2 separate regions of the Homo sapiens genome follow, and region 2 is linked to region 1. A link is a loop called in an ENCODE intact Hi-C map of the cell type or tissue named here. Cell type or tissue: endothelial cell of umbilical vein. All regions are shown on one strand.

What was found. Hi-C counts contacts between places; a loop is a spot of excess contacts. Peaks named below come from ENCODE experiments on the same cell type or tissue, not always from the same donor. Only the 100,000 strongest peaks of a DNase experiment are listed, where the experiment ranks them.
Region 2: it touches region 1 in a loop (5-fold over the local background); 3 of 110 quality-filtered maps call a loop at or near these places.

The regions. Positions count from the first base shown.
Region 1 is chr13:34,152,699-34,160,698 of GRCh38, forward strand. No RefSeq gene overlaps it. Among named protein-coding and RNA genes, the nearest start is that of LINC02343, 190 kb to the right of the region's middle. RefSeq lists an enhancer at 3,855-5,054 and a silencer at 4,563-4,622. In endothelial cell of umbilical vein, a CTCF peak has its summit at 1,374; DNase peaks (open chromatin) are centred at 913, 1,343, 3,453 and 4,483; H3K27ac peaks cover 5,531 bases.
Region 2 is chr13:35,153,030-35,161,029 of GRCh38, forward strand. It overlaps NBEA (neurobeachin), which reads left to right. Exons shown (of 59, transcript NM_001385012.1): 19 at 2,745-2,826; 20 at 3,054-3,177; 21 at 4,049-4,241; 22 at 5,987-7,003. Among named protein-coding and RNA genes, the nearest start is that of NBEA, 210 kb to the left of the region's middle. In endothelial cell of umbilical vein, a CTCF peak has its summit at 4,342 (motif pointing left); a DNase peak (open chromatin) is centred at 4,312.

The DNA of each region.
Region 1 (8,000 bases):
CACAGGCATAGCTGGCTTTGGTCCTATGTTCTGAACAAAGTGAACTGCCTGCAGTTCATAGCTGAATGTTGCAGTGCTTTGTAGTGGGTAGAAGGGAAGCTAACCCACAGGATGACTTTGTGTAGCATGGCTCAAGAAATGAGCTGGTGCAATCAGATCTTTGCTTTCTATAATCTGAAGTTGGAAATGGAGAGGCTGAGTGAGTTACTAGTGAAACCAAAGATAAAATTGTGTTATATGTTTAACTCTGGATCAAGATGAGACCAATTTACATGCAAGTCAAAGTTCGGCAGCAGTTGTTGAAAGGATCAAATAAATTAATTTGTGTGAAATACTTAGAAATTGATGGGGATTCAGGATATGCTTAACAAGAAATAGCCAGTATTCATTTTGTATCTTGATACTGGCAGCATAGCTAGAAAAATGCCTTTGGTAGAGAGAGGCACATGGAGAAGGTGTGTAGAGAGGACTTGGTTGCTGTGAGGGAAAGGACAGGCCCAGACCTGACACCATTTTAGTTGCCAAAAAAACATGCAGTCCTGCATGGAAGCTCTGCCCTTCCAGGTGACTTGGGAGAGATTCTGGTCTTTTTCCAGCTAAGTAAGCCCAAGTAAGAAACTTCCTAATTCAGAGACTAAATTAGACAAAATGAGTTATCTTCCTAACCCATTTGTAGTTTTTAGGCACAGGGTGTTGTTAGGAGTAATTCTCAAAATCCTAAGAAAATTGAACACTCGAACAAAGGATTCTTAGCAAAGCAATTTTACCTCTGTGCAGAGGGGTTCCTCCTTGGCCAGTCACCATGAGAGCACACCTAAACAAATGGGCACGAGAGCCTTTATTCCTGACTCAAGTCCTGCCCCTGTAACCTTTCCCCATTGGCCGGGGTCGGGTCGTACAACCTAAACTAATCCCGGTTGGCTAAACATTTGATTTTTTAAGATAAGGTGGGCACGCAAAAGAAAGTGGAGAGGAAAGGGGAAGCGGTGTCTGTAATGAGCTGGAAAGTTAGTCCTCTTTCCAAATAAGGAAAGGAATGTGAGCTGGTACTGATAACGCCTGGTACTGTGGCGCCTGGGCATCTGACAAAGGCAGAAAGGGAAAAAGGAGAAAGGAGAGGGTACTATGAATTAAAGAATAAAAGATTGATCAGATTATTTGAAGAGAAACCTCATCATATCCCACAGTGTCATGTCAAAATAATGAGCTATTGTTAAATCCTAAAAGCCCTGGTGCATTTTTTTGTACCCAAGTGTATGTTAATCTATCAGTTAATTTAATAATTTCCGTGCCTTCCTCATTACACACATGAGCTGATAAAATCTGGCCCATGAATTTTCACAGATTCTGCTTATAAAATGTTGGGATAATGAACTAATTGAAAAACTCCCCCCACCGGCCAATTCTGAAACAAGTGCCTTTGTTAGCTGTGTTCCAGGAGAGGTTAAATATGTATTTGATTGTGTGTGGATATAACCAAGACACTAACAATAGGTTAAATCCTTTGAAATTTCCAATTAAAGAGAAATAAAGTAAGCAAGAAATTCATAGTAATTATGACACTGTTGTGCGATGCTTTGTTATGAATGGAAATAAAAATATAATTTTATTAGAACTGAAATAAGGATTATGTTCTCAGATTAGAGTCAAAATGCGGTGATGAAATAAGAAAAGCTACTCATTTGGCACAGAAAGAGTACAGCAGCAGAGGAGGAGAACCAGCTAACTCAAGAAATAATTGAGACGTATGCTTCAGTCAATATCACCTGCCTCTGACTCCAGATTACACATTATGCTTTTGAGTCATGGAATCAATCTTTTGATATCTGAAATCTCTCTGCCTTTTTAGGTTTATCTTCATTTAAATCACAATGTTGTCATTAAAATTTAGACTATTTCTTGAGGACATTCCTGTTTTCCTGTTGCTGTTGGTTATCACCTTTAAATGAGCTTACCTGTTGAAAAAGTTCAGGGTGGGTTTCTTATCATTGTTCTTAGAGATGGGCTTCCTCAGTTGCACAAAGACTTCTGCAGCAATTACACTTTCTTTGTGAAGTTGTGAGTGTAGAACTTTACAAGCATTCACAAAAGAAGAGAAGATAGAGCAATGAACTCTCATTTATCGAATAATTTGCACTGTTGAAGTTATCATAAACCTCTAATAGCATTTTGCCAACATCGCTTAATCTATCCCCCCAATGTATTGATTTACTTATTTTTTCTTGAGTAATATAAGCAAATCCCAGACATCTCATTCCATCCATAGATACTTTGCAATGCATAAAAGATATCAAATAGTATTTCTTTAAAAAAAAGGAAAAAAAAGAAAGGGAAACTTGAAAAATACTGACCTCCACCCCTGCATTCAAGGTATCCAAATTTTACTTTCAAGGCCTAGTTCAAATTTGCTAGGCTCCCTCTCAGTAGGGGCTGCATCCTCTTACTTGCACATTTGGAAATTTATTTTCTGCTGTCTTGTAGCATGTCCTGAATTAACTTGACATAACATTAAATTTTGTATTTTTATTTAACTTCTCAAGAATTTATGTTGTTTCTAAAACTAGAACAGGGAAGCAATGTGGTATAAAGGAAAACACTCAAATTTGGACTCAAAGGCTTAGTTCTAATTGGGATTTTGCCATTTTTACTTAAGTTTTCTGAACTTCAGTTTCTATAGCTGTAAAATGAAGAAGAAACTGGCCCTGTTACATTGCAAGCTACTCACATTCTTACATTTTAATTTGCGTTTATTTTAATAACTTAATTTTTTAATATGGGATTAAAGATGTTTACCTGCATGAATACATTTCAACAGAACCAGAAGAATTGACTATGATTTTTTAACCCATTAAGATAGCATAAATCACAACACATGATTTATTTATTTGAAAGATTAAATAAGATAATGAATGTGAAATGGCTGGCTCACAGCAGACTGCAATAGATGGTACCTATTATTATTAGCTTGGGACCAACTACCTGGAAGCAAGAGACTGTGTCTTCAAAAATTTGTTTCTTACCCCACAGAGCTTAGTCCTGTGACTCACACACAATCAGGAGAAGGACAATTAATATTTGGGTCTTTGCCTTGCTGATATGCCAGGTAGAGAAATGTTTACACATTAGGAAAAAAAAAAAAAAAACCTTGCGATATAGAGAGTATTTTTCACAATATCTGGAGAGAAATTTCATCTGATTTGGAATTATAGGTTGAAGGACTAGACACGACCAGGATACGTCCTGAGACTGAGGGACAAATCCTTATTCTAGCCACACGCAAACAGCGGATTTTGAAAGCTGCCTCCAGCAATATAAAAGAACCTCAGAGCTGTGACTCAGCACAGGGTTATAACACTCTGATTTATCTTTCTCTAATCTCTTCCTCAAGGTCTGAAAGAATCTACTGTGCAATTTAGCAGAAAAAGTAGACAACCTCCGCCCGGCTCTTGTGCTCCGGTAATCCTCTCTCGAACCTGTGAGCAATTTCCAAAATCCGGTCTCTTTCTTCTAGCTCTGGTGTAAATGTCTTAGAAAGACTTGTAAACCAGAACAAGAATTCAAATAACCTGCCAGGTCAGTGTGCTTGCATAGACTTTTGAAGTTTAGAAAGATGTATGTATGACCAGAACCCCAAAGAGCTAAGCAAGATGACTGGAGGTTGCTGTTTCCAAACACCATGTCTGCACGCAGGGAAAATGTAAGCAGGTTTAATTGTCAGGATCTCAGTACTCTGATCCCGCCTACAGTCCATCCTCTCCCAGGAACTCAGAACTCTAAGCTCTTTCTCCAAGAACTGCTGGGAGGGGACCCTGGATTTTCCTTGGGGAAAATCCAGTGTTGCCAGGCTGATGACAGATTGCTGTTTGGTATTATTAACAGATATCAGTTGAGGTTGGCAAAACCTCTCTCCTTCCTTCTGCCCCCTTGCCTGTCGATATTTATTGATTCTCCATAGCGTTTAGAGCTGAATTTAACTCCCCATTTTTTCTCTTCTCAGCCTCTCCCTGTTAACAGGTTCATCCTCTAATTCTGAGTTGAAAAATGGATCCCCTTCCCTTCCAAAGCAGGGAAACTTGACTACAGGCGATCACATTTTTTTTTTTAAATGTGTTAAGAATCACAGCAGTTGTCCACTGTTGACAAAATGCTCAAAGGACAGAGGTGTGAGGGCTTGTGAGAAAATCCACAAATTCATCATGAAGTCCGTCATGGCAGTTAACTTGAAAACCAGGGATGACAATGTGGGTGACACCTCCTTCTTAGAGTGTCCCATCGCAGAGAACAGGGGTGGCTTGATCTGTACGGCATCCAGCATTGTGGGGCCTATGGTAAGCATTCCGAGAAATAGGGGGAGCATGTAGCATCACAGGCAAGAGGCGAGATGAATGAACTTTCTGTTCATTTGAGAGTGCAGACAGAGGTAGGAGGAAGTAGGTGGAAATGAATCAGTGAAATAAACCGGCATCTGCTCGCACACGGAGCATGCCGTTTCCTGACATGACTCACTGCCCAGCTCCTCCTGCCGCCTCTGACTCACCGTGCAGAGAGGCTGGTTTCTAAGGAGACCACTGAGGGCTGGGCAGTAGCCACCTGTGTAGACACTGTGCTCACATGGCCGTGGAGCCTGTTATCTAGAAAGCCTCATTTCTTTAAATGTCATTAGAGAGAGAGAGAAAAAATATTTCTTAAGGTTATTCTTGAGGTTATTTACAGACACACATCTGCTAGGAAGGAATGAAGTTCTTTGTTTGTCCAAAATAAGCAATTGATCCATGTTTTGGCCAACAGAGCTGTGCTAAATGCTGGGCACATTTGGAATGACTGGGGGATAGGGGAAGGATGCAGGAATGAAGAAGAGAAAAATGGAATTGATATTTCAAAATAAAATGCAAGTAAATCTATGACATATACTTACATAATAGTGGCTCACATGTTTAGTACTCACTGTATGATGGACATTGCCAATAAAAGATCAGTAAGCCCAGTTCCTCCCCTCTCAGAGCTAGTAGGTCCCAGGACGGTGGAGACAGCGAGCTTCTCAGAGAGCAGCTTTTCTGCAACTCATGGAGGGTGGAGAGAGAAGTTAATGTACCCAAAGTGAGAGACACAGATGGCACCTACAGGAGCCTTTCCATTCTCAGGCCACCCAGAATCTCAATTAGTCCCACACAATGGTGTAGAAGCTCTCATCTAACTTGGTTCATTGAATGAGTTTGAAAATAATGGTAATACTGTTTGTCAGTAAAGAGATGCTGGCAAAATACTCCAAAAGTTTCTGCTCTTAAAGAGTTAACTACTTCCCCTGAATACCTATTTGTATTTTTTAATAGCTTCAAAATACCTTATCACAGGCAATGGAAAAACAACAACAACAACAACAACGTCAACCTAGCCAGTGTCAAAACTATCGTAAGTTCCCAACTAATGAATTTTAAATTTTCATGAGCTTCTATTAGGTATTTTGTACCCTTAGTTTTTTTACGCCACCAACACTTTTCATCAAAAGGGCATGAAAACATTGTGTGTTTTTAAAGGGTAAGAAAATTCTGAGGTCTTATTTTCCTTTTAACCTTATGTTCAATAAGCTCACATCCTTGCAAAGGAAGTACATAATTCTACCATAAAAATCAGCCTTTCATGGATTCAGAGTTTTTAAGAAAGTCTAAAGTAAATTTATCTGAAAATAAATCTTCCTGAGAAAAAATACATTTTTTTCCTGGAGTCGTTTTTAAAAATATGACTTGATATTATAGCTGTATGAAGGAGTATCTGAAGTACTGACTTCTTATATCATTCCTTTACATTTTCCTCAGAGTTTTGAAATTGCTCCCTATTGAACGAGCCTATTCTCTGTGCAGAGGAAGCTTTTTACACCTTCTATAGGCGTGGAAGGCAGCAAGAATAGATCTCTGGATTGGATTGTTTCTGTTTCTCCCTCCTTCTCTCTCTCCCTTCCTTCCTTCATTCCTCCCTTCTTTTTTTCTTCTTGCCATTAATAAGCGTTTTTTGAACCCCAGAGTTGACCACATATTTGCTCTTCTACCTTTACTTTGGGTTTCTTTGGAAGATACATACAAAGATGGTATCTCAAGGTCCCTGGAAGAGTCAAGGCAGAGAAGATCCTCTATACATGAAAAGGAGGCAAAGAAGACATGGAGAAAGATGATGTCCTATTCTTAGTTACAAGTTTCACCAAATTAGTAGTGAGAGGATCATACATTTACAAGACCTGAAGATGGTAGATGCTCTTGGGAATATAGCAGGGTGGGCAGGAAAGAGGCAAGTGGAGACTCAAGTGCATCTCTTCAACACACTTAGACTTTAAAACTCCATTTCAGCTGGCAAAGTTTGGCAGTAGATATAGTTTTGTGAGAAGTAAAAAGACCAGATTGGAGCCATGAAAAGGAATAAAATTATTGGAGTTTCCCAGAGCCAGATCTAGGCTTTAAGTGGGAAGGAGATAATTCTTCACATTCATATCTTCATTCTTTTGCCCAGTTCAGAAGTTGCGAAAAATGAACCAATTGATGGCCAAAGACCAAATCTAGAACAAAGAGCATTCACTCTATTTTTTTTAGATATATGAGGATAGAGAATGAATAGCTTAACAAGGGCTCATCAGACGATCAAGAAGTAGGTCTTAATCCTGCTATGCTCCTGGCTTTGTGATAGCCGGGCATTCTCCATCCCCAAGGAGCTAATGGAGTAACTGTGCAGACACATAAAGATAAAAAATAAGAGAGAATGCTATGAGGACAGAGAGAGGAGGCATGTCCTTTTGGAAAACTTTGGGGAAGATTTCATGAAAAATTGATAGATTTTGGAGTATGGTTTCGAACTAGGTTTTGGGTTATAGGTAGTTTCACCACTAAGAGAAGAAGGTTAGGTCGAAGGAGAGTTATCAGGAACTTTTATTAAAGGAGAGAGTTATGAAAATGCACAGTGTCCAGACAACAGGGAATAGGTGCTGTAATTAAAAACATAAGTTATGGTGGAAGTTATGGCAAAGTCGTAAAAGAAGAGGCGGAAAATATAGAGGCCATGGTGCAAGATGTACTGATAGAGGCTGGCCATAGACAACAAAGCCATTAATTTACTTTTTCTTTTTTGGGGGATTGGTGGGGTGGGGATGTCGTGGGAAGGAGAATCATCAGTAAGGATCTGCTGTCAAGTGTCTATTTTAGACACCTGATTACAGGAGTGTGGAAGATGTGTGGGAAGACTACCTATTCTTTAACTACAGCTCCCTGTTGTAGGTTGAGTTCCTGGAAAGGAGCTTATGAGATGGAGATTTGCAGGTAGGAAGTTTATTGGAGATTGCTCTAGGGTGCAGGCATCAGGATTAGGCAGGGGGAGAAGTTGCTGCTACCATCACAACAAAAGCTTCAGGTTATTCCAGAGAGCCGCCCAGAGCTCGGATGGCATGTAGAGTTGTATCAAGTTGAGACAATGAGGTGAGACTTTATCTTCATATCACCTAGTCATTGGATAAAGAAGAGGGTGTGACCTTGGTCAGCTGAGGTCAGTCAACAGGAAGAAGAACTAAGCTGCAAGCTACCAGTTGTCACCATGATCAACACCTGGGGGAATGGGTGTTTCAGATCAATCCTCAACCCGTCTTTCCAATCTCTAGAAATTGGCACCACCAACTACCCTGTTAATCATACCAAAAGCAGGGGTACTTCCTTGGCTTCTCAGTTTCCTTTTACCCAGTACCCACTCCACTGGTAAAATCCTGTCAGCTCCTCCTTCAAGGTTTCATCTATTTCTAGTAAGAGTATGTTAATCCTAGTTCATGCCCCCTCATCTGCCATTGGGACAAGAGACTCCCGAATGGTCTGCCTGTTTCCACTCTTGCTTGTTTACAGTCTTTTCTGTATATAGTATCATATCAATGCCTGGGACCTAGGGAATACGCAATACATATAAAATATGTGAATGAATGATTTCAGAAGGTGTAATCTCTTTAGCCATAGAGGGACCACTCTTATGGAGAAATA
Region 2 (8,000 bases), 1.0 Mb after region 1:
TAGGTTCTTTTTTTTTTTTTTTTTTTGAGACAGAGTCTCACTCTGTCGCCCAGGCTGCAGTGGCGTGATCTCGGCTCACTGCAAGCTCCACCTCCCAAGTTCACGCCATTCTCCTGCCTCAGCCTCCTGAGTAGCTGGGACTACAGGTGCCTGCCACCACACCCGGGTAATTTTTTGTATTTTTTAGTAGAGACAGGGTTTCACCGTGTTAGCCAGGATGGTCTCGATCTCCTGACCTTGTGATCCACCCACCTCGGCCTCCCAAAGTGCTGGGATTACAGGTGTGAGCCACCATGCCTGGCCACATAGGTTCTTAATGATAGTCTATCATGTTTTGTTACTTTATTGGGGCATGCATTTATGCCTGCCTCCAGAACAATAATTAAATAAATTGCTACTAGAAATGAAGTTGCACCTAGCAATGTATTTTCAGTCTGCAAACATTTAGCAGAGGGAGGGCACATAACTGGTTATTAATAAATACATGTTGAATTGAGTTTCTGAGTATATGTTTGTCATTTTAAAAACCTTTATATTTGAATATGTTATAGTTTTCAAAGCACTTTCACATATGGAGCTTTATTTAATCTTCCTAGCAGTTTTATTAGATAGGCAAGGCAGTTATTCTTTTCATTGTTAGATGATAAAGTAGGGACTTAAAAAGACAATATAAAAACTGGTGACACTTTTGTTTCCTGTGCAATGTGATTTCTTCTCTTTTGGTTGAAAACACTTTAACTATCACGGGAGAGTAGGTCCTGATTTCCTTTAAGCTCGTCTGAAGTTATTTTGAATCCTTTATTTATAACCACAATTTTCTTGGATCTCATCCACTGGGCTATAGGTACACACCAGGGTCTTCGGGGCAAGTTGTTGTGAAAACTACTTATACGTATATACCAAGCAATAAGTGATTGTTCTTTAGTATATGGTTTTCAAATAAATTTTATCTCGTGTCAACTCCGTTTGATTAGGAGTGCATGTTTGGGGTCCTTTGTTTAGAAAGTTGTGAAATGCTGTTTAGTTTTAACAAGTAAGTGTTTAGTTTCATCAGAGGTATGAGAATGAGGGGAACGGGGGTAATTAAATGCTATATTCTTTAATAAAGTAGGTCAGTTTTTATTTCAGGTCAATATCTTTTTTATGAACATTCCTAATATACTTATGTAAATGTCCTGTCTTAGTCTGAGCAGAAGGGGAAGGAAAATGAAACTTCTGGATGTCGTGGTCCTTTTCTAATCAGAAGAGACCATCCCTCTCTCTCAATTTGCTTTTTCCATCTTCAGCTTCTACAATATAGCTATGTTCAATTGTCCTTTCAACTAACGTTGGTGGTTTTGCAGCAGTTTTTGTACTTGACTTAGGTTTAACTGTTTATTCAGAATTTGCCATGTTAAAGCTAAACAGGAAATTAAATCACAGATATAAAATGATGTCTGTATTAAATATAACCTCATAGGGTTTATGTAAGAGATAAACACAAACTCAAGCCTAAAATACAGTGAGCAGTTGTACATACATTATTGATATATAATTAGGTTAATTATTCTTTAATTTAACAAATATTTACTGAATGCTGTTGTGTGTCAGGCATTAGTGCTGATTACTAGGAATATAACAGTGAAGATGATGTTCAAAATCCTGCTCCCACATTTTAGTGGGAAAGTTAGTAAATGTTTTAGAATTTTCTCTTTCCTTTATTTGGTCAACTGTTTTTTTGTATTTGAAAGGAATAATTTAAAAAACTCATTAGTAAATGACAATGAGCCACATTGTTAGGAAGAACTTTCCCTTGTCACACTTACTGAAGTAGGGGCCAGATGTGGTGGCTCATGCATTTAATCCCAGCACTTTGAGAAGCTGAAGCAGGAGGATCTCAGGAGCCCAGGAGTTCAAGATGAGCCTGGGCGATAAAGTGGACCCCATCTTTACCAAAAAATGAGAAAAATAATTAGCTGTGTGTGTTGGCATGAACCTGTAGCCCCAGCTACTTGGGAGACTTAGGCAGGAGGATCACTTGAGTCCAGGAGTTGGAGGCTGCAATGAGCCATGATTGTGCCGCTGCAGTCCAGCCTGGGGGTACCATAGTGAGATTCTGTCTCTAAAAAAAAAAAAAAAAAAAAAAAAAGTAGTTCATAAATAATTTTAGGAACACTGAAAAGGCATTTCAAACAATAAATTCATTAATTTCCTAATCTTTCCTTCTATAGATACTGGTTCTGGTTTTGTATGTATAAATAATAAATAAAATTTGGTGAATACAGAGTTAAAGAGTTTAGAAGTATGTGGAATTCATTAAAAAGTCTCTTTAGGGCTGGGCATGGTGGCTCACACCTGTAACCCCAGCACTTTGGGAGGCTGAGGCGGGTGGATCATCTGAGGTCAGGAGTTCGAGACCAGCCTGATCAATATGGTGAAACCCTGTCTCTACTAAAAATACAAAAAATTAGCCAGGCGTGGTGGCACATGCCTGTAATCCCAGCTATTTGGGAGACTGAGGGAAGAGAGTCACTTGAACCCATGAGGTGGAGGTTGAAGCCAAGATTGCACCATTGCACTCCAACCTGGGCAACAAGAGTGAAACTCCGTCTTGAAAGAAAGAAAGAAAAAAGTCCCTTTAGAAGAGATGTTTCTTTTGGTTTGGACTGCATTGACATTTCTTTTGCAGGTTCATTGTATATCTATATTTTGCAATTATTATTTAAATTGTTTTCTAAATGAAGTTCAAATTCTTCATTTTTCAGATCTTGACAGAACAAGTATGTACTCAGGTCGTACACAAACCACATCCAGAGCCAGATTCTACAGTGAAAATTCAGAATCCAAGTGAGCAAATGGCAGTTCTTTACTGTATTGTGGTAGGCGCATGGCAACATATGAGACTAAATCAAAACTTTTCCTAACCCCTTAAATCATTATGGTGTTTACCTAGTTCATGACAGTTTTAACTCACCTTTTATAGTGTTAAGTATTTATTTGAAAGTTGGTAATACTTTTTGAGTTGAACATAGGATATGGTTACAAATCTACAAGTTTTTTTTCTTTGTTTACAGTGATTCTTAAAGTGGTGGCAACTTTGTTAAAAAACTCTACACCAAGTGCAGAGCTGATGGAAGTTCGTCGTTTATTTTTATCTGATATGATAAAACTTTTCAGTAACAGCCGTGAAAATAGAAGGTAAGCAGTTTGGATACTGTAACAACACTTTATTCCATAATTAATATTTTCTCTCTTTTAGATTTTCAATTCATTTCAAATCTTTTCCATATTGCTAAATACTTTTAATCATCAGAAAAGGCATTTTATGTTTCTTTGACATAATCTGTATTCGGTATTCTTCTATTTATTTTTATATTATTTTTATTTTGTTACGTGGATATTATATTTTAATTGTATATATGAATATACATATAAACAAACTCTTATTTAGAATGTAATATCCCTTTTAGTGGTACCTATCTATCACCAATGGAACTTTCAGTTGTAATTGTGTTGGATTTCCCCATTTTCATCTATGCTTTCCACCCCATATTTCTTATGGCCGAATGTTGTGCATTTTTAAGCTAGTTAGCTTGAACATGGGGTAAAGTCTGAGGCCATGAACTCTGGGGTAGTCATTGCCTGAGTCTATAATTTAACAAATATTGATTGAGTGCCTACTGTGTTCAGTGTAAGACTTTGTGCTACACAAGATAGTCTTAGTACACAGTCTCAGTACATTCCAGTGGGAAACCATAAAGCAATGATTAATGTATAATGTGTTAAGTACATTGTGAGTGCTAAAGGTGGTGAGAAAGTAGAGAAGCAATAAGTAAATCTGACTGTGAAAGTTAGGAAAATGATTTTGAATGATAATTAGGATTTTTCCTGGTAGAGAAATAAGAGAAAGTCATTCCAAGTATAGAATATATAACGTGCAGCATGACTGTACACCTTGCTTTACTGAGGTCAGATCATATTTTCACTATTTTATTTATCAAAGTTTCAAAATAGTAAATTCTAACTTAATTTGGATATTTTTAATGAGATCAAATTTTTTTCTCCCTAGATGCTTATTGCAGTGTTCAGTGTGGCAGGATTGGATGTTTTCTCTTGGCTATATCAATCCTAAAAATTCTGAGGAACAGAAGATTACCGAAATGGTCTACAATATCTTCCGGATTCTTTTGTATCATGCAATAAAATATGAATGGGGAGGCTGGAGAGTCTGGGTGGATACCCTCTCAATAGCCCATTCCAAGGTAACACGGGATTTAACATTTTAACATCATCAGAGTTATTGCAGTGGATTAAATGGCTACAAACATGCATCTGGTGCCATCTTGTGGGCATCTTAGATTTTGACAGATTCCTGTATCTCAGTTTTGTATTTTTCCCTCATTGTTCATAGACTGTTAGAACTTGAAAGTGGCTTATAGATGAATTAATTCAAACCCCAAATTTATAAATCAGGAGTTTTATACCCAAAGCTGACATACATCTGTTTTATAGCAAATCTGGGAACTTTAATCTGAGCCACTTGCTCTTTCAACTGGTTCTTGGAAGAATATTTTATGAAATAGTCTCTGAAATATACTTTTTAAGACTTTTTTTTAAGAAGTCAGATTTTTTTATTTCCAAGTGAATCATAAATACAGTGTTTAAGTTTAGTGGTATTTTAATTGCTTTATCTTTTCTTTATTTTTAATCTTAAAAATCTGTATGTCTATTTTAAGTATTATTTGATCTTTGGTAAAATGAAATAGTGAATTAAACTGTACAAGTATATACACATTAGATTCTGGAAATTCAGAGTTATGGGTTTCTCATCATGAAGTGTTATAGAAGAAGCATGGGTGTCAGAAGTATGGCTTTTAATTTAGTCTGTGCCATAATTGAGTTTTGTGATTTTAGGAGACTCATTAAGTCTTCTTGAACACGAGTTAGAAAAAAATGTTTAAAAGGATAGATAGTAAATATTATAGGCTGTGTGGGCTCTATAGCCTCTGATGCAGCTACTCAACTCTGCCGTTCAGTGTGAAAGACAATACATAATGTAAATGAATGATCATGGCTTTGTTTGAATAAACCTTTATTCACCCAAAGAGGTGATAAGCAGTTTTGTCCCATGGGCCTTATGTTACCAACCCCCACTTTTGGGACTTGCTTTCTTCTTCTGTAAAATTAAGGGGATTTTTGTATTATGAGATATTCTTTAAAGGATGGTCCCCCCAATCTAAAATTCTGTTAACTTATTTAAATATACATTAATAGAACCCATGTCTGTAAGAGAAAGTCTGTGAACTTTAAAAAATATTAGAAAAGCTTTTGTTTCAATTATAAATTTACATTTTGTGAAGTATTGACACCTCAGATTTATCATTGCTTTAACAAATTTGAAAATAGCAAAGAAAAAGACATTGCAGGTCTTTGTGCAAAAAAAAAGTATTCTGATTATTAATAAAGAAGCCTAAGTAAAGTAACAAAGCCAAAACAGCTTATATAAGGATAAAACTGTGATATTTTAATAGCTTGTAAATTTATATATTTAATGATATGTGTGAATTTTTTAACATCAGTTGTTGGGAAGGGTGCACATATGAGCAATAGATGGTGAAAACCAACATAGTAATAGTACTTTGGTTATTGTATATTATTAGCTGCTTATTCTCTGTTTAAGCTTACATAAATGTGTGGAAGTTAACTGGCATATTTGGTTTGGGTAACATTGAAATACTTAGCCTAAAAGAAAATAGCTTTTAATATTGCTGAGTTATCTGTGTGATTTTGGCAATCCTTATAATAAATCATATATAGCTGTATTTGTTGATTATTTCCAGTTACTTAATGAAACTAAGCACTTGCTTTAGGACTAACAAATGCCAGCTTTGAAGTCTTAAACTTTCTGGCATTATTTTTTCTATTTCCACAATTTAATTTGTATTATTTAGTTTTTTCTTTTTGATATGTACAAAATGCCTTAATGTTTTCTTTACTTATTCCTAAGGTCACTTATGAAGCTCATAAGGAATACCTAGCCAAAATGTATGAGGAATATCAAAGACAAGAGGAGGAAAACATTAAAAAGGGAAAGAAAGGGAATGTGAGCACCATCTCTGGTCTTTCATCACAGACAACAGGAGCAAAAGGTGGAATGGAAATTCGAGAGATAGAAGATCTTTCACAAAGCCAGAGCCCAGAAAGTGAGACCGATTACCCTGTCAGCACAGATACTCGAGACTTACTCATGTCAACAAAAGTGTCAGATGATATTCTTGGAAATTCAGATAGACCAGGAAGTGGTGTACATGTGGAAGTACATGATCTTTTAGTAGATATAAAAGCAGAGAAAGTGGAAGCAACAGAAGTAAAGCTCGATGATATGGATTTATCACCGGAGACTTTAGTAGGTGGAGAGAATGGTGCCCTTGTGGAGGTTGAATCTCTGTTGGATAATGTATATAGTGCTGCTGTTGAGAAACTCCAGAACAATGTACATGGAAGTGTTGGTATCATTAAAAAAAATGAAGAAAAGGATAATGGTCCATTGATAACATTAGCAGATGAGAAAGAAGACCTTCCCAATAGTAGTACATCATTTCTCTTTGATAAAATACCCAAACAGGAGGAAAAACTACTTCCTGAACTTTCTAGCAATCACATTATTCCAAATATTCAGGACACACAAGTACATCTTGGTGTTAGTGATGATCTTGGATTGCTTGCTCACATGACCGGTAGCGTAGACTTAACTTGTACATCCAGTATAATAGAAGAAAAAGAATTCAAAATCCATACAACTTCAGATGGAATGAGCAGTATTTCTGAAAGAGACTTAGCGTCATCAACTAAGGGGCTGGAGTATGCTGAAATGACTGCTACAACTCTGGAAACTGAGTCTTCTAGTAGCAAAATTGTACCAAATATTGATGCAGGAAGTATAATTTCAGATACTGAAAGGTCTGACGATGGCAAAGAATCAGGAAAAGAAATCCGAAAAATCCAAACAACTACTACGACACAAGTAAGCTACCTTATATGAGTTCTAGAAATAAATAAAAATGCATTGAAGAGTTGTTAGCACCAAAACAGAGTAATTTCTTATCAGTTACTTCATGTTTATATTGAATTATAGTATAATAGTAATTTATGGAACTAAATAGTGCGGTATAATTTCATGTATGTAAGAAACTAAAAATATCTCAATTATATTTCCAACTCTGCCACATTCTTCTGTGTAACTTTGCTCAACCTCTCTGGGCCTAAGTTTCCTTATCTAGTACAAGAGGTTGTACTAAAGGATGACCTTTAAGGTCTCTGCCAGTTCTAACATTTTATAACTCTGTGACTACATTTACACATTTTGTACTCAAGATCTTCATTCTGAATACTTGATTAATTTTAACCTTTTAAGCTTCAGGCCCAACCCTGTTCTGTGGATTATAGAAAAGAGGACTTGGAGCCCAGATTGAACTGATAAATGAAGGGGAAGGGAAAAGGGAACTGTTATTTATCCAGTGCCTACTATGTTCCGGGCACTGTGCTATATGTTTTCAGATTTAATCCTCACAACAACCCTGTGAGGTAGGTAATATGGCTGAGAAAAATTAGAATTGTTAGCAGTGAGAATTTTCTGTTCAACCACATGAATAGAAATTTGTTATAAGACAATTAAAGACTCTTAGGTCTGGTTGTTAGGAAATGTTAGTGCTTCAGTTTTGACCTCACTGGAATAAAGCTAAAAACAGATGATGTTTTCTGATATGGATTTTAATTGTTGAGCTCTGAGTTATGACTGTTTCTTTATTTTCTAGGATAAATAATACCTTATGGTTAAGAGTTGAAGAAATAAGAATACATTTACCGTTAATGACTTGGGTTTTGTTATCCTCTGGGTGCCCCACTTGCCTTTTAATGTCATTGAAAATACATTGAATGTGTTTCCATTAGGTTTATACTATGAAGAGTAAACCATGCCTGTCTTGTGTCTTTGTACTCCAGTAAGAATCCTTCATAATATA